3 separate regions of the Homo sapiens genome follow, and regions 2 and 3 are each linked to region 1. Evidence: chromatin contacts called from ENCODE Hi-C or POLR2A ChIA-PET data. All regions are on one chromosome and are shown on one strand. The core of a region is the stretch at or near the end of the contact, and the rest is flanking DNA. Distances in the headings are between cores, read along the strand shown.

Region 1 (4,583 bases), core at 980-3,479:
GAGGCAGCATAGCTCACCAAATGAAGGAGAATGTTAGAAAAACACCCAGTGACAATAGTTTCAACTATCTCAACCACCCAGTGATAAGTACTGGTGCATGCTAATATAAGGAGAATTAAAAATATTGTAAACTCTAAACAAGTATTAAAATGGTTCGTAAATTTCAAATCTCATAAAAGATAGTTACTTAAAAAAAAAAAAGAAGGAGTAAAAGCATTTGGAAGAGAGGCCCTTGGAGGAAAGACTAGCTTCCGAGGAACACAGGTCAAATACGGGTGTGGGCGGTAATCATCTAATCATCCCTCTACCAGGTGATGCTTCTAACCACTTCAGTTTTAGACATCCTTAGAAGTGATTTAGGTAATAAACAAATGTGTTTTGTGATACAAGAACCACGGAGATGACGCTGAAATTTCTAACTTCAAAAAGATGCACTCCTAAGAGAAAACAGGCACGAAATTCCCATATTGTAATTCTTTAGCTTCCTGTAGAAAAACATCTTCAGGCATGTAAGCCAGCACACTTGACACTGACCCAGCAAAGTTTTCGGCTAGCCCTCACTATCTCTCAACCCCCCTTCCTCCACTTCCCTGCTGTTCTTTCTTGGCACACAAAATATAGGCCAATGAGCAGTGGGTGGGTGAGGAGGATGTGAGAGAAAATTTGAGAAGTAAAAAAAGGAGCAACTTAACCAGGACATGAATGAGACTGAAGGGTCTAATAAGGGTAGGCAGACAACAATTAGAACTACTGAAATATGGGCTTTCCTGGGCAGTAGTGAGCTCTCAGTGCTTTTAGGGGTGTAAGCAGGGTTCAGACTACCTACCACTTGTCAGAGAGGCTGCAGAGGGGACGGCTGCTTTGGATGACCTCTAATGTCTCTTCCGACTCTGAAATGTTAGGATTCTTATTTCACAAAGGAGAACGCAATGGTCACAGAAGTCCACCGACTTGAAACCCTTTTAAATATGCAGCCTTGGAGGCTGCTTCCCAAACACCACTCCCACCTCTCCCGCACGTGCCCACCCCGCCCCCTTTCAATATTTCCACCTCCACGTGCAAACCGCCTCGCGGCACTGCCCCCAAGGCAGATAGACACCTTCCCCTGCAAAGCAACGAAACTGTGCTCCCCCTCCCCGCCAAGAAGAGAGGACTACTCCACTCTCCCACCCTGGGTGGCTAAAAAAGGAAAAGTCTCGGATCCAGCCTTTCCCCCCTAGCCAGAGCAGGGGGCGGGGGCAGGACGCAGAGAAAAACTTTCTTCTCGAATTTTTCTTCCAAAGGGTGGAGGAGATGGAGAGAACCCCAACGAGTCCAAGGCTGACGGGGTGGGGGGAGGGGAACCCCTGAATCGTTTAACGGCTGGAAGGGGGAGGGGGGCTCCGGAGGTTGAGAGGGCGTGGGATGGAGAAGCAGGCCAGGGAGCGGGGTCAGGGAGCTGCGGGGTTCCTGGGGTCGGAGAGCTGCAGGCGTCCCCCCCACCTGGCACACAAAGCGGCTGCCGCGCTCGGCTCTCACCAGATCCTTTGTGTTTTCCATCAGGGCCTCATGGGTAGGGGTTGTCCGTGCTCCCCGAGCCCGCGGCGCCCCCTCCCCGGGCTGGGGGCAGGTGCCTCTCCCCGGGACTGCGGCGACTACAGGGGGCCCCCGGCTGGGCCCAGACCGGTGGCGGGTGCAGCAGCCCCCGGATTTCCCCCCTTTAACTCGGGTGGCCCCAGGATATCAACAACATTAGCATAGCCCTCCCTCCCCAGCGCGCCTGCGCCGTGACCCGCGCCCCGATTGGCCCACTTCCCTACATACCCTCCTCTCTCGCTTCCACCGTGGGACCCTCTGCAGGCTCCGTACTCCAAGGACCGTACCAAGACGAAGGGTGGAAAGCGTATTGGGGCTTGTGTCAAGTCAAGTGGTTACAGCCAAGAGGAAAAGCAGAAGTTCCATTCAGCCGTCCCAGTGTATAGTCGGGGTTTCTTGCGCTCCTTTCAATATGTTGCAGCTGCGAAATTGTGTTGGAAAAATTTTCCACTCCAGTCACGCCGCTTCCCCCTACACCCGGAAGATTGGCCCTCCCGGAGGAACTCCCACACGGGGCGGGGCTGGGTAGGGGAGCGGGAGTTACGTAGAGGGAGGGAGTGCTGGTCACGTGGCAAGAGGCTGCGCAGGCTCCTTCCGGCCCCCGGGGCTTCGGCGGCGGCGGCCCGCGAGGGGCCTGGGCGCATGCGCAGCGAGGTTCCACGTGAGCGCCTGCGTTTCTCCTCAAACCTAACGATGCCGCCGGAGCGGAGGAGACGAATGAAACTGGACCGGAGAACCGGAGCGAAGCCGAAGCGGAAGCCCGGAATGAGGCCGGACTGGAAAGCCGGAGCGGGGCCAGGCGGGCCTCCCCAAAAGCCTGCCCCTTCATCCCAGCGGAAACCGCCGGCCCGGCCGAGCGCGGCGGCCGCTGCGATTGCAGTCGCGGCGGCGGAGGAAGAGAGACGGCTCCGGCAGCGGAACCGCCTGAGGCTGGAGGAGGACAAACCGGCCGTGGAGCGGTGCTTGGAGGAGCTGGTCTTCGGCGACGTCGAGAACGACGAGGACGCGTTGCTGCGGCGTCTGCGAGGCCCGAGGGTGAGGGAGGCCGCGGCGCGCGGGCTGGGCGCACTCGGGCGGGGCGCGCGGTGGGCGGTGAAGCTCCGGGGGGCGGAGCCTGGGCGACCTGCGGCGGCGGGGAGCGCTCAGGTGGGAGGGAGCCCGAGAACGCGGGCGCGGAGGGTCGCAGCTGCGGGTCCCTCGCCTCCCTGCTCCAGACTGAAAGTGCCTGGAGGGCGGGGACCGCGTCTTTCTCCGCCCCTGGAGGCGCCGCTGCTCGGGTATCTGCTTTGCGAACTGTGGTCGTGAGCATCTTTCGCTGCTGCTCGACTCCGCTAGCCTCTTCCCAAACTGAGGGTGGTCTTTTGATCACCTGCCTCAGTTCCTTGTGATTCAGGAATTCGATTTCGTTGATGGAATCAATTCGTGGGCACGGGCCTGGGCATCTCCGTTGTAACTATGTCCCCATGTGACTATGAGACCCACCATGTTTTGAGAATGATCGTGTATTCCGTTCATTTAGCAAATATTGGTGAACCTGTTAGTTGCCAGATACCCTTTCTGGCAATGGCAAACCCTGCGTGATTGATCATACTTTTTGCACACATTTTGCTATCCCTTTAAATTCTATACCAGGCTTTTCTTGAGAGAGTCCCGGACATTGTTCTAGGCACTGGAGGAGACACAGCAATGGACAAAACTGACAAAAATCCCTGCCTTTTGGCGCTTGTGTGCTAGTGGCAGAGACAAGATAGAGGAGATAAACGAGTAAACTTCAGGTTTGTTGGTGACAAGTGCTGAAGAGAAAAAAGGACATTCGGGAAAGGGAGATGGGCGTGTGTAGAGGCCTGTGAAATTTTAGATAAAGGGGGCAGAGGAAAGCTCACCGAGAATTACCCAGGCCATGTTTATTACACAAATGCTGACCTAGTTAATGTCAGCTGCTTACCAGAGCCGCCTTCGGGTGCTTGTAGGAGAAGTGGCAGCAATCTTTTTGGGAAGTACAGAACTATTACTGGAAACATGCTGAACTGTGCGACGGTTTTGTCGTCTGGAAAAGGAACAGTGTACGGAGGTGGGAGCTGTTGGGTTTGAAGGCTATTAGACTAGTAGTAGAGCAAGTAGAAACCACTTGGACATTTCTATCATTGGTTTTGGGAAGCTCAAACTCACTTCAAGGGATATTCTGTGGTCTAGGTTTAGATTTTTTTTTTTTTTTAGACTCGCCCTGTCGCCCAGGCTGGAGTGCAGTGGCGCCATCTCGGCTCACTGCAACCTCCACTTCCTGGGTTCAAGCGATTCTCCTGCCTCAGCCTCTGGAGTAGCTGGCATTACAGGCGTGCGCCACCACGCCTGGCTAATTTTTTTTTGTATCTTTAGTAGAAACGGGGTTTCACCATCTTCGCCAGGCTGGTCTCAAACTCCTGACCTCGTGATCCGCCCGCCTCGGCCTCCCAAAGTGCTGAGACTACAAGTGTGAGCCACCGCACCCGGCCTAGGTTTAGATTTGATAGTATAAACTTTATGGTATAAATTTATAACTTTAGAATTTAGATTTAATGGTATATTTATTTTTTACTTATTTAGAGATACGGTCTAACTTTGTCACCCAGACTGGAGTGTAGCGGCACCTATTAGTCTTCCATCTCCCTTTTGCTAATAGTAACTGGTTGCTCTTCTTGTTGGTCACAGATAAATTACACCTGCACAATTCTCCGAACACTTTAAACTCAGAAGTCAGCTTCATCCTCCTAGGCTCAAGTGATCCTCCTGCCTCTGCCTCCCAAGTAGTTAGCTGGGGCCACAGGTGCACACCACACACCCAGCTAAATTTAAAAATTTTCTGTAGAGACGAGATCTCCCTATGTTGCCCAGGCTGGACTCGAACTCCTGGGCCCAAGCAGTCCTCCCACCTTGACCTCCCAAAGTGTTGGGATTACAGGCATGAGGCATTGCGCTCTCTGCTGGTATAAAGTTTCTTAAGGAGGTAGGGGGTCAAAAACAGATTGGGA
Region 2 (5,005 bases), core at 334-2,833, 5.6 Mb after region 1:
ACCCTGACTCCCATAACAGCCATCTAACAGGCACTGTCGCCTAACCTTACTTACACTGACCCACCCTTCACAAGTTTCACTTTCCTGACTACTGAGTTCCTGCTCATCCCCTTCACATTCCCTCCTCCTCCCTCTTAAACACCTAGTCACTTCTGCACAAAGTTCAGTTCCGTTCACGAGGTACCTTCTTCCCTATTACAATAGTATATTATTAAAATCTGCTTTACCACTTTTACTAGTGTCTAGCTTTATCTTCTACAGTTAATACAAATATACGCACATACACATGCATATATATGCACACATAATAATATATACATACACACATACACGTATATATACATCTATATGTGTATTCTTAATGAATGTTATGTCTTCTCTAATCGTTTGGAAGATATTATCAAGTATTTCTTTGCAGTTTTCCTATGATCTCTGCGTTTCTTTTCTGTTCCTTTGGTCCCTTGCTTCGGTGTGTGTTTTCTTTCCATCTTTTATGCTAGAGGAAGTCCGCAAGCAACAAGTGGTCCTCGGCTCCCACTCCTATGTATGTATGTAGTAGGAAGGAAGCCGCTGAGTGCAGCTGTGCGCGCCGGGGCGGTGCCTGTGCCTCTCTGGATTCCGTGTTTCTTCGGGGGTGCTGAGCAGCGGTGCTTCCGCGTCCGCGTTCTCCGGGTAGCTGATGTGCTGCAGGCTGCAGCCCGCGTGGTCGCGGCTCAGGTCCGTGTTGGGCTGGTAGGACTCCAGCGGGGAGCGAGCATTCCTCCGGAACCTGGGGCTGGACGACAGCAGCAGGAGGCGTGCTCCCATCTCCGGTAGTCCCCGGCTCCCGCTGCTCCCCTTTCTCCCCGGCCTCGGGCGCTGGCGGGCGCGGGCGAGGGGGTAGCGCAGGGGAGGCCCGCCCGCCACGGCAGGGGGCGGAAACCGCGGCCGGGCTCGGGGTCAGCGGCGACGAGCGGGCGGCTGCCCCGCTCGCCCTCGGCCTCCGCGCCCGCCCGCCGCTCCGCAGCGGAGGAGCCCTCAGGTTTGCGTTACTGCGGCCGCCACACCTACCTCAGCCCGCCGCGGCCAGGTCGGGCGGTGCCGCGCAGGCCGCCTCCCCCCCTCGCTTCCCAGTCGGCTTACGCATCCCCGGCGGCGGCGGCGCCGGCATCGGCTAGAGGTTCGGCTCAAGTCGGGGGCACTCGTGTCTGCGCCGAGCGGCGGGCGTGAGCGCGGCCCCTGGGCCCCGCGCGGCGCGGTGCTGCGAGGAGGATCCTCGTGGCCTTGCCCCGCCGGCGGCTTTCCAGAATTTTCTACGATTACGAAGTTTTGGCATTCAACCCTCCATCCTCTCAAACGCCCCACTGTTACTCCGCCCCCTTCCCCTAGGCCCCGCCCCCAGCCGCAGTGCCCTGCCTCTTCCATCCGTCTCCAGCCTCCTCCACGGCCCCGCCCCCTCAGGCCGGTCCGTCTCCCCTCCCACCTCACACCTCCGCCCCGCCCGTCAGCCCTGGCTCCGCCCAGCCACGGGGCTCGCCGCCACAGGCCCCGCCTCCAGCTCGCGGCCCCGCGCGCCGGATCGGCGTGCGTGCGGCTGGAGCCTTAAGCGTTTCCCCCGCCCGGCTTCATCCCTGCTGGCGGCCCAGCGTCGTTCTCCTCCTGCGCGAGGCGGCCAAGGCCTGCTGGCCCGGAGCCGCGCCTCCACCCGCGCGAGGTAGGGCTTCGAGGACCGGCGCGGCGCAGGTCTCCGGAGGCCTCCCGAGAGGGGCTAGGGTCGCCGGGCCGCGCGTGGGAGCGGGTGGGGCCCGGGAGGAGACGGCGCCCCGGAGGGGAGTGCGAGGCCTGGGCCGACGGTTACGGGCGCCGACCGGCGTTGCCTGGCCTGAACGCCCGGCCTTTCGGTGGAGGGCAGCTTGCCCCTGTATGTTGCGCCCTTCCGTGGGTCAGACCGGCGGCAAGGTGAGGCGGCGGCGGCAGCAGCAGCCGCCTTGGGCTCCTGGACGCGCTCCCGAGGTGGGGCGGGTTGGGGAGTGGGGATTGGAGCGTGATGGCTGGACGTCGCCTTCTCGGCGCGGCAGGTCCCGGGAGACGGGGGGACGAGGCGCAGTCCCGCCCTCGGGAGAGCGGAGCCACCTTCACTGAGGGCGCCCGGTTTGGCCCCGGAAAGGCAGGAAGGGGGCGGGGAAGGGATGGCGAGCTCGGGGTGCACCGCCTGTTTCTTTTCTGGTTAGGTATCGTCCTTGGAGAAGATGGAAGCGGAGAGGCGGCCGGCGCCGGGCTCGCCCTCCGAGGGCCTGTTTGCGGACGGGCACCTGATCTTGTGGACGCTGTGCTCGGTCCTGCTGCCGGTGTTCATCACCTTCTGGTGTAGCCTCCAGCGGTCGCGCCGGCAGCTGCACCGCAGGGACATCTTCCGCAAGAGCAAGCACGGGTGGCGCGACACGGACCTGTTCAGCCAGCCCACCTACTGCTGCGTGTGCGCGCAGCACATTCTGCAGGGCGCCTTCTGCGACTGCTGCGGGCTCCGCGTGGACGAGGGCTGCCTCAGGAAGGCCGACAAGCGCTTCCAGTGCAAGGAGATTATGCTCAAGAATGACACCAAGGTCCTGGACGCCATGCCCCACCACTGGATCCGGGGCAACGTGCCCCTGTGCAGTTACTGTATGGTTTGCAAGCAGCAGTGTGGCTGTCAACCCAAGCTTTGCGATTACAGGTATGGTCTTCGTGGACACTCACTGTCCCAGAATGCGCCGTGGGAATCAGGATTTCATAGAGTGGTGTAGAGGCCTGCTTTAATCTCTGCTGATGACCTAAACTCATTTTGAGGAAACAAGCTAATAAATAAACATCCCTGAGTTTGTGCAAGCGTGGCAGCTTTGCAGTAGTCATTTGCTGAGACGATGCATCCAGCCTCCACTCCTCAGCCAGCCTGCCCTTTTGGGTAATAAAACTTGGCTCCTAACGTTAATACAGAGGTTTCTAAGTGGTGCCTGCTTCATGGCCACTGTATATTTTAGCTTTTGTTCCTATCGATTATCTCCTTATTTTAAATAAGGAAAAATGAAATATGGACAAATTAACTTTTCCCTTCAGCCGCAAAACTGATGGGTCACAGGTTTTGTACTATGAATGTGCAGTGAAAACAAGTGTCATTCCAAGGCAGCACTTTTATGTCTTTTGCTAATATAGCTGTTGGTACCATAGCGAAATATACTCAAAAAGAACACTGAAAGGAATATTCCTTTTGACGCTTGGTCTTTCAGGACATGTAGAATCTTAGATAAGTGACCTTGATTAAGCCAAGAATATTTTAATGTCTTTTATATACACACTGGACAACACATTTTTGTCCTTAAATATTGTTTGAAAATAGGTGAAGATGTCCTTTGCTGATGTTGGAAATTGGTAAAGGAGAATGCTGCTTTGCAAATGATCTATTCTAACTCAGTTCACAGTTGAGAAAATTAAAGCCCGTTAGGTCCACTCTGGTAAAATAGGACTGGCCTCCAGGATTTCCAGCTCTGGACTAACACTTAGCCTCCTTTGAGCCTTAAGTCTGGACATCTTCATTGTAATGGGTTTTATTTCTGACAAGTAGAAAGGCGCATAAACATGCTTAAGAAATGAAATAGGCAGTAAATAGGAAGCTGCTTTTTAATTTTTTTAATTTTTTTTGCAGAAATTCTTTCATTAGCATGAACGCTATTATAATGTCAATACCTGTTTTTAAGTCTTATTTTAAATAATTTTACACATTATCAAAGAGGCTTAAGAATAAATGTTCAAAATAATGTATTCTAGACAACTACAAAGTTTTGTAACCATGCATTTTTATTTGGTATCTTTAAAAATTAAATGCTGTCCTTCTGGCATCAGTGAGAGCCAAGTTAGCAGGGACTTTAAATAAATTTCATAATGAATTGAGTATTGTTCTATTTCCTTCCCTTCTCTGGTGTAGCCTCCAGCAGTCTGTGTCTGTGCAGAATTATATTAAAAATGGTTTCCATAAATAACCGTATTTCAAATACTCTTGAACACATAATCATGCTTCTGATCCTCCACCCAAATGATCTTTCTAAAAATGCAAATCTGATCAAGTCCCTGCTCTGCTTAAAATCCTTTAAATTGCTCCCCATCGGGTAAGCTGACTGTTTTACAGTGTAAACCCCTAAGTGCTTTTTCACAGGGTACATAAGGTCCTAGTACTTTCTGGCCTCTGTCCTTTTAGTTTTATCTACCACCACCTGCATTAAACTTTATGCACCAGCAACACTAAGCTTCTTGTAATTTCCTTAAAACGTCAGGCATTTTCTGACATTTCTGCCCCTTTGCTCAAAGCTTTCCTCTCAGTATTCTTCTGGCTAGCTTCTAGGCACCCTTAAAGACCCATCCCATGTCCTTGTCCTTTCCTTCAGGAACTCTTACCTGATCTACTCAGCTTCCCTCCTCCCCCAGTTTTTCCTTTTTGGTGATAACGTAATATCCTATATCTCAGTGGTTCTCAAAGTAAGGTCCCTAGACCAGCAGCATCAGCATCTCTTCAAAATCTGTTAGAAATGCAAATTCTAGGGTTGCTAGATTTAGCAGATAAAAATAAAATATTGCAGAATTTGGAACATAAAAAGTTTCTCTGAAATTCAAATTCAACTAGGCATTGCCGTTTTTTTGTTTTTTTTTTCTGGCAACCCTAGCCCAACCCCAGACCTACTAAATCAGAAACTTGGGCTGGACATCAGCAGTCTTGGTTTTAACAGGCCCTACAGGTCCTTCTAAAGATGGAGAACCACTGCTATATTTACATATCTTTAAAAACATGCACCTCCGTCTCTTAATTTTGTATCCTCCCATTGAGCACACTGAATCTGTGTGATAATAAATCTTCTTTTCTTCATTAGTGCATTTTTACAGAGTAACCCCTTACCCCATGATAGAAATTGTCTCTGTGTAATTTAGGAGATGTTTATTATTCCCAAGAGAAGAGACCACAGTGTCCTGAAGTTGTACATATTCTACAGTGTTCTGAACT
Region 3 (4,560 bases), core at 92-2,591, 6.7 Mb after region 1:
CATAACATACATCACCTGCTTCACGCATGTGATCCTTTAAATCCTGCCAACTTCCACTTGGAGGCAGTCCTGAAAAAGTGATTTTTTTTTTCTTAGTACCAATTATCTTAAATTTCACGTTAAGCTGGTAAGGTACATTAGGACAAAGAGTACTTTAAAGTACTTAATAGGTGTACTTAAGTGATACCAGGTAAAGAGAGCTGGTAAGATTCTGGAATCCAGAGTCCAAAATTATTTGTAACGATCTTCGTATCTAGTACCGCAACCTAATTTGGTAAATCACCACAGCAGCAATCCTCGTTTATTAAATTCACCCAAAAACTAAAGCAATTTAAGACCTAGCATGAAAAATTTGCAATTATTAAACCTGTCACGCAAGAGAAAAATTTTAGGTAGTTTTCGTCCCTTCACATCAATCCACACAACCAGTACACTCACCAGAGACAACCACTCTGTTTTCAGACCGCCTGGATGGGGGGCCATAGCGACCTCGGGGAGCTCCGCCACCTCCACCCCCGCCGCCGCCTCGGCCTGTTCCACGGCCGCTTCGAGGAAACTCCACCCGCAGACGGTACCCATCGTAATCATAGCCGTCGCGACCATACACCGCGTCTTCCGCGTCTCTGCGGGATCGCAGAAAGTAAAAGGGATGAGAAACACCAGGAGGAGAAGCTCGCTCAGTTGGGAACCAGCAAACCCCCCGCACATGCGCACCCAACGTGGAAGAGCCCACATGCGCCGCATAATAGGAATGGCCCCTCCCCCACCCAGAAACACGCCAGGCTCCCAACCACTACACCAGCCCTCAGCGCCTCAGTTTCCCGCTCCAGCCTGCGAATGGGCTCCGGGGACGTCCAAGGCGAGGCGCCAGAGAAGCCACATCAACTCAGCTCCTTACTCGACTCCTGCATGGGCGATACAGTCTCGCCCCAACCTCTCTAAGAGCCCCCGCTTCCCCGTTCTCTATGTTAAGGCCTTGGAGCCTTCCCCAACTACTCGGACCTATTTCCTCAAGGCTGCAAGCCCCATGCCGCCTCACCGCGGGTCCTCGAACTCAACGAAGGCGAAGGGCGGTCCCCCGCGGCGATTCTTGAGGTCGATGTCGCGGATAGCGCCGTATTTGTAGAACACGTCCTCAATGTCCTTGGTTCGGATGTCTGGAGGTAAGTTACCCACGTAGATGCGGCAATCGTTGTTCCCTGCGGGGCCACGAATCACACCACCTCCCGACATGGCGGTGACGAAAAGCGCGGACTCGAGAACAGGCCTTCCCACCAAGCCTAGCGCACGGCAGAGCGAGCCCGCAGCGGCACCACGTCTCCCGCGGCCCCTCCAAAATGGCGCCTTTATCAGCTCGGCGCACGGATATGGGGGGGAGACAGAGGAAGAGAAGCGGAAGGAAACAGCGATTCGATCCCAACACGCACGCGCGGGAGCGCAACGGGTGCTGCGAGGGCTACGTTCAGCGCACGCGCACGCACGCGCGACGTCACCCTCCCCACGAAGGGGGTAAAAAAGTCCCCCGCGTTCCCAGCTTGGGGTGGTTTGCGAACAGAGTGACCAGCCGTTTGGTAAAAGTTAAATAACGAACTTTCGTTAAAGGAGCTAGTCATCCAGGTCGGGTCTTGAAGGATGGTCGATTTCTCCAGGAATGAGGATCTTTGAAAGCAACTCGGCGCCTTCAAAGCACTTGGTGAAACCTAGCCTAAAGCGTTGTCCCACCATGCTCTGCGGCGATAACGGCCTTTGGCGGGAAAGAGTCTCGGAGGCGGGGCCAAAGGGGGACGGCCCGGGCGGTTGCTCCGGAAACCCGGGTATCTTCGTAGGGTGCGTCTAATCCAGAGCTGAGTTGCGGGTGATTGAACGGAGAGCTGGGGCGTTGGTTTGTCTTCCCGCCCCTGCTGCGAATAGACCGTGGCTGCTTAGACAGATGTGTCTAATTTAGCGAAACCGATTTAGATTCCTTAATCCTCTTCATTAAGTACCGTTCCGCCTTCTCGTCAGAACTTTGCATAGCTCGGGTCAGCACTCCTAGTGCTAGTCGCAGTGGGTCCGTATCCCGACCGGCAACGTGGTACCCGCCAACCAGAAGGGGTAACACCGTACCGCCTATGGGACCCACACCTTTTTATCTCTTGTTAGTCGCCTGTCCGTGGGACTAGCGCAGAATGCCTGCAGAATGAATCGTTTCTGTTGTTTCCTTTCAAAGAACGAGAAGGAAGAAAGGGTGCGTGTGTGCAGTCCTTTTTTCAAAAGTTTTCCCTAAAAGTTACTGATACACCAGGTTTTGAAAATACCGGTCCTCTCAGGTAATAAAATGGAGCAAAATGGATGTGAGAACCGTAACCACTAGATACCGCGGTTGCTATTCAGGACTGTGATCCTGTTTGCCTGCGGCATTGGGAGATAACATTTTACATTTTTTTTCGACGTCTGAAATCTGGATTTTTATGTGAAATCCTGGGATTTTTAAACGTCGCTAATGAATTAAAATTCAAATCAGGCTGGGCGCGGTGGCTCACGCCAGCACTTTGGGAGGCCGAGGCGGTTGGATCACTTGAGGTCAGGAATTCGAGACCAGCCTGGCCAACATGGTGAAATCCCGTCTCTACTGAAAAAACAAAAAATTAGCCGGGCTTGGTGGCAGGCGCCTGTAATCCACTCTACGCGGGAGGCTGAGGCAGGAGAATCGCTAGAACCCTGGAGGCGGAGGTTGCAGTGAGCTGAGATGGCGCCATTGCACTGCAGCCTGGGCTACAGAGTGAGACTCCTCCAAAAAAAAAAAAAAGGAGGGGGAAACAACAACAAATTAAAATCAAACCCTGCAGTCATAAATTTGCCATAACAGATCTACACACTGAATTTAAGGGATAATTTTCTTCATGTTATTTATTTACAGTAGTCCCTTTCCGCAAGGATGTGAGGCAACTTACAGAGATACCATAAAACATGAAAACTAGATGAGGCTGGGCGTGGTGGCTCACTCCTGTAATCCCAGCACTTTGGGAGGCCGAGGCGGGCGGATCACCTGAGGTCAGGAGTCGGAGACCAACATGTCGAAACCCGTATCTTCTAAAAATACAAAACATTAGCTGGGTATGGTGGCGCGTGCCTGTAATCCCAGCTACTCGGTAGGGTGAGACAGGACAATCTCTTGAACCCTTAGGAGGTGGAGGCTGCAGTGAGCGGAAATCACGCCACTGCACTCCAGCCTGGGTGACAGAACAAGACTCCATCTCACACACACACAAAAAAAATGCTAGAGTAAGAAATCAGAGGAATGGGAAAATGAGGGGTGGATTAAATGAAATACGCATAAATTACTATACAAAATGCCTGCAGTGAAAGCCCGTTGAATTTGTTGAGATAGATTGCAAATTTTACTTTAGTCTTCCCAGAAGTCACGGTAAAGAAGGGTACAGAAGTATTGTGTATTCAAAATCCAAAGTGCCTTTGGGATAAAAGTAAATAGGTCATTCAGGAGAAGGACATGTTTTCTTAATTCTAAAAGCTGATGAAATATATTTTACAAATGTTTCTCGGTGACCCCAAAATACAAATTCAATTTGAAATGAGCAGGGATGCTTGGTCTTGTGGCCGTAGATCCTCGGTATATCTACAGATGACCTTTGGTAATCCTTGAGCTTTCTGTAATATTTTCGAAAATTATATGCATGTGTGCATGTACAAAATTATATGCATGTGTGTACTTTTTTCTGGGAAGAGGATTTGGAATTTTAATCAACTTCTTAAAGGAGTCCATAGATCCCAAAAGGAAAAAGAACTTCTGAAATTTGTCAAGGGAAGGATAGATTGCCTATTCTTCAGACCATCCTTTAAGTATATATATAGATGTGTGTTTGTGTGTGTGTGTGTATATATATATATATATATATATATATTTTTTTTTTTTTTTTGAGACAGAGTTGCCCTCTGTCACCCAGGCTGGAGTGCAATGGCATGATCTCAGCTCAGTGCAACCTCTGCTTCCCTGGCCTAAGTCATTCTTGTGCCTCAGCCTTCCGAGTAGCTGGAATTACAGACATGTGCCACGATGCCCAGCTAATTTTTGTATTTTTGGTAGCTGGGATTACAGGCATGAGCCACCACGTCCAGCTAATTTTTGTATTTTTAGTAGAGACGGGGTTTCGTCATGTTGGCCATGCTGGTCTCGAACTCCTGGCCTCAAGTGATCCTCCGGCCTTGGCCTCCCAAAGTAGTGGGATTACAGGCATGAGCCCCTGCACCTGGCCGGCTTTTTTTTTTTTTTTTTTTTTTTTTTTTGAGACAGGGTCTTGCTCTTTCACTCAGGCTGGAATGCAGTGGTGCAATCACAGCTCACTGCAGCCTCGACCTCCTGGACCCAAGCGATTCTCCCACCTCAGTGTCCTTCGTAGCTGAGACTACAGGTATGCATCACCACTTCAGACTGATTTTTGTATTTTTTGTAGCGATGGGGTCTCGCCATGTTGCCCAGGCTGCTTTTGAACTCCTGAAGTCAAGCGATCCTTCCATCTCGGCCTCCCAAAGTGGGGGGATTACAGGCATGAGCCATTGTGC

What was found. Hi-C counts contacts between places; a loop is a spot of excess contacts on that map. ChIA-PET counts read pairs that join two places held with the same protein, here RNA polymerase II (POLR2A). Pooled maps may share reads with other maps.
Region 2: a loop to region 1 is called in a map of naive thymus-derived CD4-positive, alpha-beta T cell, with 16 times the contacts of the local background. The contact joins the promoter of DGKE here to the promoter of UTP18 in region 1. A Hi-C loop is called at or near these places in 1 of 168 maps with a recorded cell type or tissue (naive thymus-derived CD4-positive, alpha-beta T cell), 2 of 37 single-sample maps with no recorded cell type and 9 of 50 pooled maps. POLR2A ChIA-PET finds 5 or more read pairs at or near these places in 2 of 52 experiments (A549 and activated CD8-positive, alpha-beta memory T cell).
Region 3: a loop to region 1 is called in a map with no recorded cell type, with 21 times the contacts of the local background. The contact joins the promoter of SRSF1 here to the promoter of UTP18 in region 1. A Hi-C loop is called at or near these places in 2 of 37 single-sample maps with no recorded cell type and 8 of 50 pooled maps.

Annotation. Positions count from the first base shown.
Region 1 is chr17:51,258,317-51,262,899 of GRCh38, forward strand. UTP18 (UTP18 small subunit processome component) reads left to right here and starts at 2,230. Exons shown (of 14, transcript NM_016001.3): 1 at 2,230-2,610. The coding sequence starts at 2,269. MBTD1 (mbt domain containing 1) reads right to left here and starts at 1,733. Exons shown (of 17, transcript NM_017643.3): 1 at 1,519-1,733; 2 at 827-890. RefSeq lists silencers at 1,471-1,790, 2,131-2,240, 2,591-2,780 and an enhancer at 3,251-3,300.
Region 2 is chr17:56,832,568-56,837,572 of GRCh38, forward strand. It overlaps DGKE (diacylglycerol kinase epsilon), which reads left to right and starts at 1,584. Exons shown (of 12, transcript NM_003647.3): 1 at 1,584-1,693; 2 at 2,211-2,692. The coding sequence starts at 2,229. C17orf67 (chromosome 17 open reading frame 67) reads right to left here and starts at 1,353. Exons shown (of 8, transcript NM_001085430.4): 1 at 1,051-1,353; 2 at 331-775. LOC124904036 (a long non-coding RNA gene) reads right to left here. Exons shown (of 3, transcript XR_007065857.1): 3 at 3,793-5,005. RefSeq lists silencers at 581-875, 849-1,918 and enhancers at 1,243-1,840, 2,309-2,708, 2,440-3,037, 4,928-5,005.
Region 3 is chr17:58,005,905-58,010,464 of GRCh38, forward strand. It overlaps SRSF1 (serine and arginine rich splicing factor 1), which reads right to left and starts at 1,342. Exons shown (of 4, transcript NM_006924.5): 1 at 1,040-1,342; 2 at 439-623; 3 at 1-69. The coding sequence starts at 1,233. RefSeq lists enhancers at 1-152, 484-533, 804-853, 977-1,695, 1,644-1,693.